Regions from separate parts of the Homo sapiens genome. Here region 2 is linked to region 1. A link is an interaction called in ENCODE POLR2A ChIA-PET data of the cell type or tissue named here. Cell type or tissue: GM12878. All regions are shown on one strand.

Region 1 (4,000 bases):
AAACTACCTCCTTGCTTTCAGTGTTGGAGAATGTTGTGGATTTCAAAAGAGATTCCCTAACATTGGAATAAGACCCCCCAAAAAAGAAGTTGAAAGTAAGCCAGTTCCTTAGCATAGTACCCAAGTAAAATGGAAGACTTATTCAGAGATGGAGGACAAATGAACACCTGGGGGAATGATGATGAGTTTTTTGTGTGTGTTAGCGGTATTGACAGCTTCCTAGTTCAGCCTTCAGACTAGAACAGAGGTTCTTAGTGTGAGATCCCAGGACGACCTGAGACTTTGTTAGAAATGCAAATTTGGGAAGCTGACCCGGACCCGCTGAACCCTTAACACCCGGATTGAAGCCCAGCATTTTGTTTTAACAGGCCCTCCAAGGTAATTCTACTGCACACTTAACTTTGAGACTTACTGCCCTAGAAAAACAGAAAGCCTTAAGGTCTACCATTGTAATCACTTGAGGGGGGATTGTTGCTTTAGGACCACATGAAATTGCCAATATTCTGCCTTTGACATACAAAAATGTCAGTGTCATGTAATTCAACCTGATACAATTGACTGAAAAAACCTGTCAGACTTTGAAGGGAGGTTGCCTTTTGCTTGGGGCAGAGAGCTCACACTACAGAATAGCTATTTCACTTATGCCTCAAGGACCCAGGTAAGTAAACTATAAGGTAAATGAAGGTATTTGTTCACCCCCACCCTTTTTTTTAAAACTGGGGTCCTGTGTAAATATATTACCAACGCCAGTTACTTCAGTGTACACATCCCTCCCTTCCTTTCCCCCAGCTCTGTTGGCTTCCCCTTTAAATAGAAATATATATAACTAAGAAGAAGGAATATTTTTTCCTGTCCTTAGCCAATTTTTTTTTCTTGAAGGTTCAGCTGTTGCCATTACTGCATCTTTAACCACCCCCTCTTCTTGCCCCTGCACATTCTTTTCTATAGCAGTGGTGTCCAGCTCTGCCACTTAGTCTAATCAGTCTTCTGAAAGACACAGCTGTTTCTATTTCAGAGACGAGCCTATCCATTTAGTACACATTTTAGTCAACTTTAAGTAAACTGGTTTTGAGTAATTAAAACTACAAGATGGACTTTCTGTTTTCACGTGTAGGTCAAAATTAGCTATTCCATTAATTCTCTCAAAACACGTAACTAGCCCCCTTCCTTTTTCATTTTATTTTTAAACCAACACTGAGTGTTGTGCTAGGCTTTGCCTTACAGAAATTAATAAACTAGAGATGATATTATACTTAGGTAATACCACAGCCATGCACATAAACTCTATAGTAAAAGACAATAAATGAAGTAGACTAATGAGGGTGTATATTAGTCCGTTTTCACACTGCCTATAAAGACATACCTGAGACCGGGCAGTTTACAAAAGAAAGGTTTAGTTGGACTTACAGTTCCACGTGGCTGGGGAAGCCTCACAATCGTGGCAGAAGGCACATCTCACATGACAGCAGACAAGAGAAGAGAGCTTGTGCAGGGAAATTCCCGTTTTTAAAACCATGAGATCTCATGAGACTTACTGTCACAAGAACATCACGAAAAACACCCACCCCCATGATTTAGTCATCTCCCACCAGGTCCCTGCCACAACACATGGGAATTATGGGAGCTATAAGATGAGATTTGTGTGAGGACACAGAGCCAAACCATATCATTCTGCCCCTGGCCCCTCTCAAATCTCGTATCTTCACATTTCAAAACCAATCATGCCTTTCCAACTGGTTTTGAGTAGTTAACCCCCAAAGTCTCAACTCAAAAGTCCACAGTCCAAAGTCTTATCTGAGACAAGTCCCTTCCACCTGTGAGCCTGTAAAATCAAAAGCAAGTTAGTTACCTCCTAGATACAGTGGGGGTACAGGCATTGGGTAAATATAGCTGTTCCAAATGGGAGAAATTGGCCAAAACAAAGGGGCTCCAGGCCCCCATGCAAATTCAAAATCCAGCAGGGCAGTCAAATCTTAAAGCTTCAAAATGATCTCCTTTGACTCCATGTCTTGAATCCAGGCCATGCTGATGCAACATCCTTTGGTCTCAAGCAGTTCTGCCCCTGTGGTTTTGCAGGGTACAGCCTCCCTCCTGACTGCTTTCACAGGCTGTTGTTGAGTGTCTGCGGGTTTTCCAGGCGCACGGTACAAACTGTCAGTGGATCTACCATTCTGGGGTCTGGAGGATGGTGGCCCTCTTCTCACAGCTCCACTGAGAGGTGACCCAGTAGGATTCTGTTGGGGGAGGGCTCTGACCCCACATTTTCCTTCCTCACTGCCCTAGCAGAGGTTCTCCATGAGAGCCCCACCCCTGCAGCAAACTTTTGCCTGGGCATTCAGGTGTTTCTATACATCTTCTGAAATCTAAGCAGAGGTTCCCAAACTTCAATTCTTGACTTCTGTGCACCTGCAGGCTCAACACCACATGGAAGCTGCCAAGACTTGAGGCTTCCACCCTCTGAGGCCACAGCCTGAGCTGTACCTTGACCCCGTTTAGTCACAGCTGGAGCGGCTGGGACCCAGAGCACCAAGTCCCTAGACTGCATAGGGCAGAGGGACCCTGGGCCCAGCCCATGAAACCATTTTTTCCTTCTGAACCTCCAGGCCTGAGATGGGAGGGGCTGCTGCAAAGGTCTCTGACATGCCCTGGAGACATTTTCCACATTGTCTTGGAATTAACATTTGACTCCTCATTACTTATGCAAATTTCTGCAGCTGACTTGAACTTCTCCTCAGAAAATGGGATTTTCTTTCCTATCACATTGTCAGGCTGCAAATTTTCCAAACATTTATACTCTTTCCCTTATAAAACTGAATGCCTTTAACAGCACCCAGGTCACCTCTTCAATGGTTTGCTGCTTAGAAATTTTTTCCACCAGATACCCTAAGTCATCTCTCTCAACTTCCAAGTTCCACAAATCTCTAGGGAGGGGCAGAATGCCACCAGTATCTTTGCTAAAACGTAACAAGACCCACCTTTGCTGTAGTTCCTAACACATTCCTCATCTCCATCTGAGACCACCTCAGCCTGGATTTCATTGTCCATATCATTATTAGCATTTTGGTCAAAGCCATTCAACATGTCTCTAGGGAATTCCAAACTCCCTATCTTCCTGTCTCCTTCTGAGCCCTCCAGACTGTTCCAGTCTCTGCCTGTTACCCAGTTCCAAATTCCCACATTTTCCTGCCTCCTTCTGAGCCCTCCAGACCGTTCCAGTCTCTGCCTGTTACCCAGTTCCAAAGCCACTTCCACATTTTTGGGTATCTTTTCAGCAGTGCCCCACTCTACTGGTACCAGTTTACTATATTAATCCGTTTTCATGCTGCTGATAAAGACATACCTGAGACCAGGCAATTTGCAAAAGAAAGGTTTAATTGGACTTACAGTTCCACGTGGCTGGGGAAGCCTCACAATCATGGCAGAAGGCAAAAGGCATGTCTCACATGGTGGCAGACAAGAGAAGAGAGCTTGTGCAGGGAAAGTCCCGTTTTTAAAACCATCAGATCTCATGAGACTCATTCACTATCATGAGAACAGCATGGGAAAGACCCGCCCCCATGACTCGTCTCCCATCGGGTTCCTCCCACAACACATGGGAACTATGGGAGCTACAAGATGAGATTTGGGTGGGAACACAGAGCCAAACTGTATCAGGGTGGTACAAGTGTTTCACATGAGCTGACTGGCAGTCAGTAACTGATTTCAGTTTTCCAGATAATTGACATACTGTGTTATATACTGCTTTTTTTTCCTACTTAATAGTGCTTTTTTAAAAATAGAAGTTGTGGCTGGGCATAGTGGTTCACACCTGTAATCCCAGCACTTTGTGAGCCAGGATGATTGCTCAGGGCCAGGACTTTGAAACCAGCCTGGGTAACAGCAAGACCTGCATCAGTATAAAAAGTAGAAAAAAAAAAAAAAAAAATACACAAAAAACAATTAGCAAAGTATGGTGGCACATGGCTGTATTCCCGGCTACTCAGGAGGCTGAGGCAGGAGG
Region 2 (4,000 bases), 63 kb after region 1:
GGCCATGAGCACAGAGGGTAGGAGCAGACCCAATATTGCCCAACTGTGCTGATGTGCTAGCACGAAAATGTAGGTTTAGAGTGAAACTAATGAAACTTCAGCTTCAAGGCTCATCACTGCACACATGAGCTCCTTTAAAGGCTCTGGGAGGGGTTCTAGTAATGCAATTGCATATTCGTATATTTTCATAAGATTTACAAAATAAAATATTTGACTGCCATTGATTAAGACGTTGGCCTCTATTCACTCCCCAACTTTCTGTCACTCTTCCCCTAGTGTTGGGGAGGTAATGGAGTGGCTACAGGCGTTAAGAGGTTCCAACTAAGGAAACTTGAGTTGGAAATCTATTTCTGCTGTGTTTTGTGGGATCTGTGCATGTGGGACACACAACAGGTTTTAGAAATAATCTTGCCCACCAGGCTAACTCTCTGAAACTGTAAAAAAGGTGAAAAGCTAGATGTTGTACATGATATAAACATGTCGTCTTGCAGCTGGCATTGAAGTAAATGGGTAATTAAATAGAGAAACAATGTTTGAAATATATGGAGCCAAATGGCCTGTGGGAAAGCCTTCCAACTCTCAGATATGTAACATTTCAAGAGGTAAATTCAATTCTCATTAATACCTAGACAAAATGGAAGTTGTGTTCTGTAAGTATATTTTCAGAAATGCACATATATAATTATCAATGCATAATCATATTTTTCTTTTTTGATGGAATTTGTGTGAAATTTATCACATTTTCTATGTATGTAGGGCGCAAAGCCTGTACAAGTACTCCTAACAGCTATACAGCTTCATGACATGTGAAGTCATGTTTTATGCATCTTAACATACTGCATCTCATTACCAGTAATAAGTTGTGAAGGCAGAAGTTTTTTAAAAAAACTATCAGTCCTGTAACACAAATTTCATCAGCCATGTTTCAGACTAAATTTTGTTTCCATTACCTTTTTAGAGATATTAGAAAATTGTCAGTATGAACAAGTGCCCTTCAAAGGTTTTACGCCAAACAAATTGTGGGAAAAGAAGAAGTATAGTGTATATCAGACAATTAATAAAACATTGTGTTGTTTACATTGATTTTGTGATGTCTATGTCAGCTTTTCAAGGTTTGTAATTTATTATAATTCCTTATCTCATTTGAAATCTTCACTTTTCTAACTAATTTTTTTATAATAATTTAGTTTTTTTATAGAGGCCCCCTAAAAATGTATAAACTTCAAGCCTCACAATACCTGTAATGGCCCCTGACAGTGAGAAAATGCAAGATAGGACAGGTGTTCTGGAAAGGGACATTAGTTCACTCCTAACACTGCTGAGAGCATCTAGTTTATTACTAAACTGGAATGAATCATTCCACAGATGGGACTACTCTCAGAAATTGACTTCTTTGCTTTTAGTGCCTAGCTATGGACTCTCTAATTCTGCGTAATGGATCAGCTGCATTCTAGAGCAGATGTTGTCCAAAGCCTTTGGGTATCTTTGTGCTTAATGACTTTCTCTTTCAAATGAGCATGAGACTTCTCAAGCCTTCCTGTTTCCTTCTAGCAATATGGGGCAATCAGGACATAGGACCTTGAGACACCAAGATAAAAGTTTGTGATGTTCTCTCTGTTATTGCTCCAAGGAAACACTTTACCTTAATTCTCTCTCTCTTTAAAAAAAAAAAAAAATTAGGGTAAACCAAGGAAATCCCACTTACGTTTTACTAATTAGAAGTTGGGCTTACATTTTTTCTGAAACAGAACCAGGTGCACTGTGTTTCAGTGATTACAAATGCAATATTAATATTGCAGATATTCACAAGGTAATATTTCAAATGCAAACTCCTATTAAGAATGTGTTCAATTTATTCTGTTACTAGCCATCAAGAATCTCTGTAAACTTCCATAGATCTTGTCATTAATTATACATTGAAAATAGTAAGGAGTAAACTAGGTTTCCACTGTGATTTTTTTTTTTCTCATGGAATTCTAAAGAGCAAGCCAGCCCAATAGATTGATTTACCATAGTATTAATTCTCATTTAAGGGACAGTTGTCATACTGCATTGGGTAGTTTCCTCTGATCTTTTTTCAGTTTTGCACTTATCAATCTCGTACTTTCTAAGGCCAAGTCCCTTGATGTTTCCCTAGGAGAAAAATGGCTTTCAATACATAGACAGTAAAGAAAAAGGTGGACAACTTCAAATCAATTTAAAGAAGAGCTAATTATTTCAAATTTGACTTGCATCCATTTATTTATTTATTTATTTATTTATTTATTTATTTATTTATTTATTTTTGTTGTGGTTGAAACAAGCTGTCCTTTAATAAGACCACCTATGTTCTGTTTCTCAACTCTCAGGAAGTTGACTTCCTGAGCTGGGGAATGAAATGCCAGAAGAACAAATAGATGAAGCTGCAGCATCTTGCTGATCTGTAAATTCAGTGTTCCTCACAGCAACTCTATGCCTTCTGCCTGGATCAGGTATCTGCTCGTTTGTGTGTTCCAATTGGGCAGCATCTCATTTCTTCCCTTTCTCTCCAAAATTTTCCTTCATTTTATTTTTTGTAGAAAGGCCTTTAAGTAATGGCTATCTTTATTCCTTTTGGAGCTCATGGTATAATAAAACATTTACCTCTGTATTTGATCTACATTTAAGTTTAGTGATTTCCTATCTTCTTGGTCAATGCTTGTACCTCTTAGGGTTCTGAGTCTGTTCTATGAAAAAGTTGCTCAGAACCTCTCCCAAAATTGCCTTGGTTTAAGTGACCTTCTGCTTACAATGTTCAAACCTTTTTTTTTTTTTTTTTTTTTTTTTTTGGCTGATCCTTACTTTTTTCCCCTCGATTTCCCTGTTCTTTATTATTCTCCCTGGCCACACTTCTGCATTTTGTTGTCATTCAAAAAAAGCTGGAGAGAGAAAAATTACCTGGTAATTCTTATCCTCTCTACTGGGAGGATAAGGTGGGACTCATTCCACCTTGACAAGATGACTACTGATGACATCAAACAAGAGGACAGATTCTGCCTAGAGACCATTGGGATCCGACGCTGGGTTGCAACCAATGGTGAAATCAGAACATCACACTTACTAGGAGAGACTTTGTGAGCCAGTTATTTCAGACCAGTAGAAGTGAATTATCGTGAACTTAGAGTAAGAGGGAAGTATTTCTTAAGTTTCTCTTGTAGTGAACTGGAGTTTATCTCTCTGCTTCTGGGAGAGGTACCAATGTAATCCTGCTTGAAATGTCATTTTGGGAAAATATTTATTCATGGCACAGAGAAGTTTGAAAACCCTTGGATGAGATCGTATATTTTTCCAGCCACCTGAAATTGAGGTTTAATCTGTATTTTTATCTGTGTTTAATGCACATTCCTCACTTCGTCCCCAGGGTTCTCCTTAATAGTTTATTTCCTGAGTCTTCCTCCACTTACTCTAACCAGGGATATATCTTCAAAGGTCCAAATGACAACAAAATTTTGTGTATATCTTGACTCTTTGATAACACACTCAGTGTCCTTCTCTCTCTCTTATGTTACTGTCTGAACTCAAGGCTTAATTTATCAAATTACATCTGACTACTATTTAGGTCCTCCATTTTCTTAGATAGGGAAGATCACCAGTTATACCAACTATAATTATTTTTATACCACACCTTTTACAAGTAAACTTTAAAATACTATAGGAACTTTAAAAATTAAAGAAAAACCAAGACAAAATGTGTCAATCATTAAATAAGTTTTTGAGATTCCAGTTAGCCAAGGCAAAAAGAGAAAGCTAATGAATTAACATTATCCAATGTTAATGGATCGTATCCATTACCAAAGGAAGGCATCAGTTCCTCAAATAGCATTTTTCTAAATTTTGATTTCTTAATGTAATTGATAGATTACAACATTTCAATAAACCTAGTATCTCCCATGTTCTCCGATACTCTCATATATCTTCAGAATCTATAAAATGGTAATAATGTAGTAGTCTCATTTTATCCAAGGGGCATATGTTCCAGGAC

The links. ChIA-PET counts read pairs that join two places held together with the same protein. Peaks named below come from ENCODE experiments on the same cell type or tissue, not always from the same donor. Only the 100,000 strongest peaks of a DNase experiment are listed, where the experiment ranks them.
Region 2: POLR2A ChIA-PET joins it to region 1 with 5 read pairs; 4 of 35 experiments call an interaction of 5 or more read pairs at or near these places.

The regions. Positions count from the first base shown.
Region 1 is chr2:138,521,750-138,525,749 of GRCh38, forward strand. All of the region lies in intron 1 of SPOPL (speckle type BTB/POZ protein like), which reads left to right. Among named protein-coding and RNA genes, the nearest start is that of SPOPL, 22 kb to the left of the region's middle. RefSeq lists enhancers at 2,371-2,420, 2,431-2,520. In GM12878, no CTCF peak of the experiment used is centred here; DNase peaks (open chromatin) are centred at 1,046 and 1,522; H3K4me3 peaks cover 2,169 bases; H3K27ac peaks cover 2,540 bases.
Region 2 is chr2:138,585,070-138,589,069 of GRCh38, forward strand. No RefSeq gene overlaps it. Among named protein-coding and RNA genes, the nearest start is that of LINC02631, 15 kb to the right of the region's middle. In GM12878, no CTCF peak of the experiment used is centred here; no DNase peak of the experiment used is centred here.